2 separate regions of the Homo sapiens genome follow, and region 2 is linked to region 1. Evidence: read pairs that join two places in POLR2A ChIA-PET (ENCODE). Cell type or tissue: CD4-positive, alpha-beta T cell. All regions are shown on one strand. Links, peaks and the distances in the headings refer to the core of each region. The heading gives the core; the rest is flanking DNA. Region 1 overlaps FOXP1 (forkhead box P1). Region 2 overlaps FOXP1 (forkhead box P1).

Evidence for each region. ChIA-PET counts read pairs that join two places held together with the same protein. Peaks named below come from ENCODE experiments on the same cell type or tissue, not always from the same donor. Only the 100,000 strongest peaks of a DNase experiment are listed, where the experiment ranks them.
Region 2: POLR2A ChIA-PET joins it to region 1 with 5 read pairs; 4 of 35 experiments call an interaction of 5 or more read pairs at or near these places.

Annotation. Positions count from the first base shown.
Region 1 is chr3:71,451,835-71,456,229 of GRCh38, reverse strand. All of the region lies in intron 3 of FOXP1 (forkhead box P1), which reads left to right. Among named protein-coding and RNA genes, the nearest start is that of MIR1284, 88 kb to the left of the region's middle. RefSeq lists a silencer at 2,558-2,852. In CD4-positive, alpha-beta T cell, for the core only: no CTCF peak of the experiment used is centred there; DNase peaks (open chromatin) are centred at 999 and 1,849; H3K4me3 peaks cover 1,509 bases; H3K27ac peaks cover 4,000 bases.
Region 2 is chr3:71,051,222-71,055,616 of GRCh38, reverse strand. It overlaps FOXP1 (forkhead box P1), which reads left to right. Exons shown (of 21, transcript NM_001349338.3): 8 at 1,844-1,981; 9 at 2,991-3,080. Among named protein-coding and RNA genes, the nearest start is that of FOXP1-AS1, 240 kb to the left of the region's middle. RefSeq lists enhancers at 4,176-4,395, 3,917-4,395. In CD4-positive, alpha-beta T cell, for the core only: no CTCF peak of the experiment used is centred there; no DNase peak of the experiment used is centred there; H3K27ac peaks cover 84 bases.

The sequences.
Region 1 (4,395 bases), core at 288-4,287:
GTGCTTTGCAATACAGCAAGGGCGACTTGTTTGTTGGTTTCAAAAAGTATGCCCCATATATCTTTGCTAGGGAAGGGCTGTTGCTACCTCCCTCAAATACTTGAATCATCTGAGCAAGGGCAACTGTTATTCTTTCCACAGACATTACCTCCTTTCCCTCGGTTTGGCATGACTTTTTGGCTGTGATTTTTTGGAAACCCTTTGTCCATCCAAGTTACTTTACCTGAAGGCTTGCTTCATTGTGTTATTAATGTAGTCAAATTATAGTCGTGTTTTAATAACTTAATTGCACAAAAAAAGAACACTTTAAACTGAAAAGTGGAATGATGGTGTTTATTAAACCATTCTTGCATATTCCCGCAGATCTGCAATGGGAGATAAAGCAAGCATCAGTTTGCATGTGGCTGTCACCCCATACCCACCCGTAACTATCACTAATAGCTCTTTTCTTTCTTAGGTAACTTGCAAAAGGGAAATTGCAACTGTTGGAAGTGTGATCCTTTAAAATATTTTGACTCTTCGTATTAACAAAAAACATTTGGGCTTCTTCTCCCAAATTGAAACTTGGGCCTTTAAGAGCATGACGTGGGAGAGGTACCCAGAAGCAAATGTGTCTTGTTTCTCTCGCAGGTTGCAATTAGTTAATTCTTTGAAATCCCACCCCATCCAACATTTAAGAGTTTTCATTATTTGTTTTATGCAGTTTGTATCAAAAGCAGTCTTTTCTTAAACATTTAAATTTAGGACCCCTTTGAGAGCTAGTTTCCAAGTTTTCTTTAATTAAAAGGGAAGGGTGTTTAATGACTAAAAGCTAACATATAATGGGTTATTTATTGCTGCTTGTTAAATTAGTTGGAGTTGGTTTGGTCCTAGACAAAGTGAATATTAGATTTAAGGAGGGTGCTTTCCGTCTTTAGCTGGTCTGTTTTTGTTTGAAGTTGTCTATACGTAGGGATGTACTCTCAGATGTATGCCTCTGTATTTCAGACGGCGGGGGGGATGTGTGCTCGTGTGGCTATTTCCACGTCCGCCTGTCATTTTCTATGAAGAGTTTAGCACTGAAAGCATGTGTGAATGCATGTGTTACCGAGAATGCACACATTTCCTTTTAAAAAACTGACTATTTGTAAAGAGATGTATATCATTCATAAGAATTCCAGAACACTGCCCCCGCCTCATTCACTTTAGGGCATATACAAAGCTATGACATGGTTTTTGAAGTTTTTGCAGATTATTCAGTTACCAAATGTCGATCAGTTTAACAGTATATTGAAACCAGCTCCAGAAGCAGCACAGAGGAGATGCACATTTGAAGTTGCTCAGTGGTTTTCAGACTGGTGTGGGCCCTAGGACTACCTGAGTGCCAGTGATTCTAATTCAGTGGGTCTGAGAGAGATGGCGCTCAGAAAGCAGTTTTTTTTTTGTTTTTTTTTTTAAAGAAAACAAGTTGCTTTGATGATTCGAATCCACGTATTCCACAGACTTTTACATATGTTCTGAAAGTTAGGGAACTTTCGCTACCATCTCCCCATCAAGAGCAGCTGCATCATAGTTCTTCTAGAGCACAGTCCTCCTCATACCTTGAGGTGCATGGAGGTCAAGCTGCAGATCTTGTCAAAATGCAGATTCTTGTTCAGTATGTCTAAGGTAGAGGCTGGGACCCTGCATCTTTGATAATGTTCAGGCTGCTGGTCGAGGCCACACTTGGAACCTCAAGGTTCAGTCATTTATATTGTGGAGTTTTTGAAAATCAAATAAAAATTATAAAGCGACTCTTTGGGTGCTTTTTGTCTCTGTGGTTTTCTATCGAACACCTGTCTCTCTCTGTGCCTTAGCTCCTGCTTCAGTGGGTAACCACGTCTGTGAACATTAAGGAGCATTTTCACAAAACGTGAAAATACAGATGATGTGCCTCGTGTATGTGGAGGCACAGTGATTCTAGATTAGCCCCGGCGACCCTAGCTCTGATCACGCTGTAGGAGTATAGTTCTCCCAGCTGGACGGAGGGTTCTTTAGGATTCTTTAGAGACACTTTCTCTTACCTCTTCTATTGCTGCTGTTATGCAACAAAATAGAGCAAATGTAGTTCTAAACTCCAGGGTCACTGGAGAAGGGACATCTTACAAAGGGGTGCAGAGGGTGGTAAGAGAAGTAACAATCTAGCTCAGGATTTTCCTGCTAAAGTATAAATATTTGCTTAGTAAAGGATTAGACAGCAGAAGAGGTGGTTTGGTGGAAATACCTGCCAGGCCTGTTTCAGAGTTACAGCCCCTTAAAACTTGATGTGTTCATTGTCTTAAGACACAGATGTCTGGTTCATAATGCGTTTGTAAGATACTCTTTGCATAAAAAGGGATGAGGAGAGTCTTTCCATAAATACTTTATATTTTTATCTCTAGAAGGCAGAAGCTATTAGGATGTTGGTGTCTGACTTTAGTACATATTTGTAAATTCCCTTTACTCTTGGGCTCTTTGAAAGAGCAGTGTGATCAGAGGGCTTAACTCTAAATGTCATCAGCATTTTGGGGATGGTGTTTATTTCTTCAACGAGAATAAGATTCCAGATCCCAAAAATGATATTGATAATCTCAGTGAGTTTGGTCAGGCTCTCCAGGTTGGGGAGGGGCTTGGTTTTATTTGTTAAGAAGTAGGAGTTAAACTTCAGTGAGTTTTATGTGTCCATCAGTACCAGACATTGTTTGCTCCTGTGTTGAAATCCTATTACAGCCTATCCTTTGATGCGGCCAGTAGGGCTGCCGGGATCACACTGCAAATCTGCTTTGGCTGTTAGGATAGCCAAGGTAACCAGGTCTCAAAATATTCATGTGCATATATCATTCAGCTTGAATATTGCATCTGATAATTGGACCAAGTACTCCTTTGCCTAGTAGACATTATGAAATGACATTGGTAGGATGGAGTTTGGGGAAGGGATCTTGCTTTATTCTTGGTGTCTGTTTAGTTGGCTGGTCTTGGCATTTATCATGAAGCTGTGTATATATGTATTTCATTTTCTTAGGAAATTAGGAAGTGTGGGGACATACCCTGATACTGGCCCAAACATCACCAAGTGTGAATAGGATTGTGGGATTTGTGTCCTGGAAGTAATGCGAGGTAAGCTGTATTACAGGGGGCTGAAACTCAAATTGTTATGGCAGCCACACAGTTAATTTAAAAGAATTAAGCAGATGGGGTGAGAAGAGTAAAGAACTAGGCAGCACAGGCTTTATTTAAAGGGAGCTGTTGTTGCTGCCTCACTCCAGCCAGTTGTTGTCAGGACTTTGGGCCATATTGTTGGATTTTCTGATTTTTCTACAGATGCCAGAAAGCACTCTTGTAAGTAGTAAGAGTGGTCTTCAAATTCCTTGGAGATTTGTTCATTTCATCCATTGGGACTCCACTGAGTGAAAGGGGAAGGAAGGGAGGGAGGCCAGTGTGTGGAATTCATTTCATTTTCTGGGAACACCAGCTGATTTTGTCAGCAACTGAAAAGCTATCAAACAATAACATTTCACTGCAGTTGACTTGGGAGGGAGGCAGGCACTCCTGCTCTGTGACCATCAAAGGATGACAGGTCTTGACCAAAGCAGCATCCTCGGTAAAAAAATGTATGCCTTGTCCCTCCAAGTTCAACCCTCTCAAATATTAAAATACAACAAGAGCCTCCTTTGGGGGTCAGTAAGCCTGAATCTCATCATTTATCCCAGAGAAAATAAAATTATGTCTAGAAACTCATTCATTATTTTGCCAGTTCCAAATTGTCCCTATCTTGCCTTGCTGGCTCTTTGAGTTGCCACGTCATTAGAAAATAAGGTATCATTGTACGTGAATCACCTGGTTTTCTAGGTTGTTACCTATAAACATAGCTGCAACAGAATAAATACCTTTCCATTTCCCCCTCTTGGCATGGGGGCTGACTTAATAATTAAACTCCTGAGTATTTAGTCTTGAGACTAATTTCTGTAGTCTGAAAGAGGTTTCTGTATGTTAGAGCTTTTCATGATCCCTTTAAAGTTCCTTTTGATGATATTGTTTCCAAAGATGCAGAGTGGTAGGTATTAGAAATGGATATACATTCACCTTTTGGGGGCTCCGAGAGTGATTAATTTTAGAGACGTCGCCAGTAAATATTTGGCAATGACATGTACGTCTTTACCCTCCTGGCGCTGACTTTTGTCACAGAGAAGTGTGGGGCCACCTGCACAGGAGATGCATGTCTTCATAAATGAGAGAGGCAGGTTTCTTTTTCTTGAAACACTGCACTCTAGGAAGTTATTGTTTTACCTGTAGAATTACTAGCCCAGAGGTAGCCTGGAGTTAGCACACACATTTTTATTTGGGGCTTTAACAGTTCTTCTAGCAAGACCTTTTTCCTGTTTAATAACTAAGTAATTT
Region 2 (4,395 bases), core at 138-4,137, 400 kb after region 1:
AGATGTTTTGATAATGTCTTCCTGGTGTTTGCCCTAAACTGAATGCGAGTTCACTGTTCCAATCGTTGGTGATATTTCGTGCTACAAATTATCTTTTTAAAAGGGTAATTTATCCATTCATATACATCTGTCCCATTTTGCATATGAAAATATTCAGACATGCCCATCTGTTTTAAATTACAGTGTATCTACATCTACACTTAAAAGGCCACTGGAATAGGAAGAATTCATGGATGACCTTCCAGAGCTGGGTTAATGAAATTTTTCGAATGTTCTAACTAGTGTTTTCCAAACACACGACACTGGCACATCAACATCCCCACACATGAAACAAGCCCACAACAACAGTGGAGAACATTCGCTGTGCATGAATCTGACCTTCAGGAACCATTTTTAGTTCATCAAAATTAGTGATGCTGAGAAATCGGGACATCAGTGCATAATGACTGTGAAATTAGGAATGAGAGCTCGCTATGCAAATGACAGGACAAATCATGTGAAAAAGTCAGGATAAACTGCATATTAAGACATTATGTTACATAAAATTAATACTGCATTTCTGCCTTTTGCTTACTGCTCCCCTGAAAGATTTTTTAATTCTTTTATCTTCTGATCAGCTATTGTCTGCCGGATTTTTTTTTTTAAGTAGCACACAGGCAAAGTGCAAAACATGTTATTACCTTTTATTGTAATACATGAGATGACAGCATATCCTTTTTAACAAAGTATATCCTTTACTGCTTCTAGCTTCTTGCTGTCACATGTTTGATTAGAAACCAAAGAAAAGTAAGATGCTTAAATATTACGGTTAGAAGACATACAGGTTTTGTCTTTTCTTTCATTGTTTTTTCTTTCCTTATCTTTTTATTTGGGGCGGGGGGTGATTTTTCATGAAATAGTCTTCTTGCATTACGGGGACTGACAAAATGGGTCTCATGTAGTCTGCAAATTAAACACAAGTGCAGTGATTATTTTGAATAGCTAAATTACATTCTAGAAAGCTTGCAGAATTCATAGCATTGTCATTAGGTATCCGCTTGAATACAATTTGTGTAACCTTGGCCAAGACAGCCTGTCATTTTAATGTCAGTGTTTTATCTGAACAAGACATCATCCTTTCAGATACAGTGTGCAGGTTCCTTGCAAAGATGCCCGTGCAGAAACGTGTTAACAGTTGCAAATATGAAATGCTATCAAGTTCATCACTGTAGCTGTTTGTCACTGAAATGTCATGGAAAGCGGGTTTTAATGGTATTGCACATAATATGAAAGAATTGAGACATCTGTGTGCTGGGTGAATAAGGAAGAGTAAAAGGCATCATGCGAAGGGTCTGTGTTTAAGTTCGGAAGGTGTGTCCAAGGTTCCCTTCCCAGCAAGTATAAGCATTGATTGGTTGTTCTTAAAATCACTGTCCACAGAGCAAGTGTGCTCATATGGGCTCCACCTGCAAAGGTGCTGGTTACCATTTGTCTTCTCTCAAACAAAATTCAAGTCTGGGTTAACTTCCCACAGATGGTTTTGACCAAAAACTCACTCTCAATAAGCAATTGAGAACTGTCGTATCTTAACTCCAGTTAGCATTTATTAAGTTTGTCCTTTTTGTGTGCTTGCAAGGCTGCCTGGAACCCCCATCAGTACTGCAAGATTTTACTTTTCTTTCTTTAAAATAAACTCCATGATAGATTAAATAGGATCTGTTGCTGCATCCCCTCTGGATAAATACATGTTGCATGGGAAATTGGTCAACTCTTTAAGCAGGCTGATGGCAGTCAGCTGCTGAACCTGGGAGGCTGCGTGCTTCTGATTTCCTGGCTTCCTATTTATCCTTCATTAACATTCTAGGTTCCCGTGTCAGTGGCTATGATGACACCTCAAGTTATCACTCCCCAGCAAATGCAGCAGATCCTCCAGCAACAAGTGCTGAGCCCTCAGCAGCTCCAGGTTCTCCTCCAGCAGCAGCAGGCCCTCATGCTTCAACAGGTAATTGTCCTTCCTCCACCTCCAGCCTGTCTCCCCCAGAACCCAGGGGCCCCCATCACTCCATTCGCAATCTCCCCTCCACCAGAGCAGCTCCTTTGCTCAGTGAAGAGTAAAGCAGCGTGGGTGGGGCAGGACACAGACCACTCCCTGAATAATCGATGTGCTTTTGCATGCCCAAAAGAGAGGAGCCCTGCCATGGTGACTAGTGTTTGGGCCTGGAGAGTACCCGATGGACTGAGATCAGGGCTGTAATTGGACTTGGTAGCAGTAAGATCTTTTAGGTTTACATGGCTCCTAAATGGTGTGAATCAAAGCAAAATGAGGAGCACGTTGGGAGTGGTTTAAATATGACAGCTCTTGATGTCCCCATTTCGACTCAGAAGCTTACAGATTTTTTTTCTTTAAACATAAAGAAGCATTCTAGAATTTGCTAATTTTAAGGTCCAGAGTTGATTTTACTTCTTCCACATACGATGTTGCTGAAATGAACTTCTGGTTGTCATTGCACTATGGGGACCTAATATTCAGACTTCACAGCCACCTGAACCAAATAGATGAGATTCGGAACTACAGCGTTGGGAGTCACTGGCCTGGGGTGGTGGGGACAGGATGCAGCGGAAGCTCCCAGGCTGTCCATGCACACACTGAATAACACTGCATAGTGCCCAGCCCTGTCATTTAGAAAGCATGCAGAAGAGATTCACCAGACTCTCTCAGCAAGGGCATTTCAGCTTTGTTGTACAATCAAAGGTCATTCTTTGCCTTATTTTAATTAGTTTGTGTAGAAAATGGTATGTTTTTCATCAGTTCATTTTGGAGATTACTTTTCAAACAATAATGCCAAGAATAGTCAGTGTGCGCTGAATTTATTGTCGAGTTTCAAACTAAAGGTCAGGCCATTACAGATAAAAGGATGCTATTTTTCAAATCACAGTTTGTGTATGGCACCAAAAGGGACAGTGGATTGGCGCTACCCTCTGTTACTTACCGTCCTCTCTTTCCTTTGTAGCAGCAGCTTCAAGAGTTTTATAAAAAACAACAGGAACAGTTGCAGCTTCAACTTTTACAACAACAACATGCTGGAAAACAGCCTAAAGAGGTACCGACAATACATATTTTACTTTCAAACCACAGATCCCAGAGGACTATCTAGTGGCTATTAAACTGTCATTCATCTTTTAAATGATTGCACAACTGAGCTGACTCTATCGGTTCTCAGCTTTCAGACTGAGAATTATTGTCCTGTTTTCACTCAGATTTTTCTGGGTTCCATTTGCTTGCTGCCACATATTTTATAACACCACTGCACGTGTACCTGTGTGAGGAGCAGGAGAGGCATCGTTGACAGAGTCTTCAGGTTACTTTTTGCAACCTGGTAACAACTGAGGGCCAGGATGGAGCTGGGAGAAGTGAAGTGCTTTCAGGAAAATTTTACTTGGATGCACACTTAATTTTTTTTTTTTTTCCCCAGCTCACAGAGCTTGGGTGTGTGGTGATGGCCTTTTCCATTGGAAGAATAACCCCTTGTGAGGTTGGATAAACAAACAAAAATGTTAGAACAAGATTAAACATCCACATCTTTTGTTTAACTTCTTCCTGCAAGTTGTACATAATGTAATTGCTAAAGGCATGTGCCAGAGAGCATGAGTTGAAGTTAGAGAAGACTCCAGCTTGGGTTGTGTTTTCTTGGGCAGGGTGGAGAAAAGTATATCATAATAGCTTCTATATGCACCACGCTTGGTAGTGTCCATAACTTATCACATTATGCCACACCATGAAGGTTGACAGCATTCGTCCCATAAATGATAAGGCCTTTCTTTCCAGGGAGTTACCAGTTCACCTTCTATTCAGTTCTGCGTGGGTGAGACTCAGTTGTGGGAGTATCCGTGTGCATGTGTGCGTTATTATGACATCTTTCTACCCATTCCAGAGTTATCCAATTTAACTTGCCTCCTCATATTTTTACAGTGGACTGAAAATTCTTTTTGTTTAAGTGTTCTCCTTGGGATGACACAATTTATAATTCTATATACAGCACCTCATCCACTTTAACAGCTTCTTCACCAGCCCTAAGCAGGTGGCCACTTTTGTTCTTTTGCAGGGAGTCTTACCAGGTGACTCGACGTCCCTGTCCCTCACCTAAGTGAGGATGCTGGGCTGTGCTAATTTTACACCCTGGGAGTGACCCAGACATTCTCCCTTTGCTGCCTCCTCCCTTGACACAAATTGGGGACGTTTTCCATGTCCTGCCAAGTTTTCACCCTGGAGTCCTGTTGAGCAGCCGGATGTAAACCCCTGCAGAGTAGGGGCAGTTTTGGGGTGAAGGGGAGGAGGTGTTTTAATGAAAATGCTGACACAACCTTAAGTACAGTGGCGCTCTACCGGGTGCTGCTATAATAAAAAAGGGAACAGAT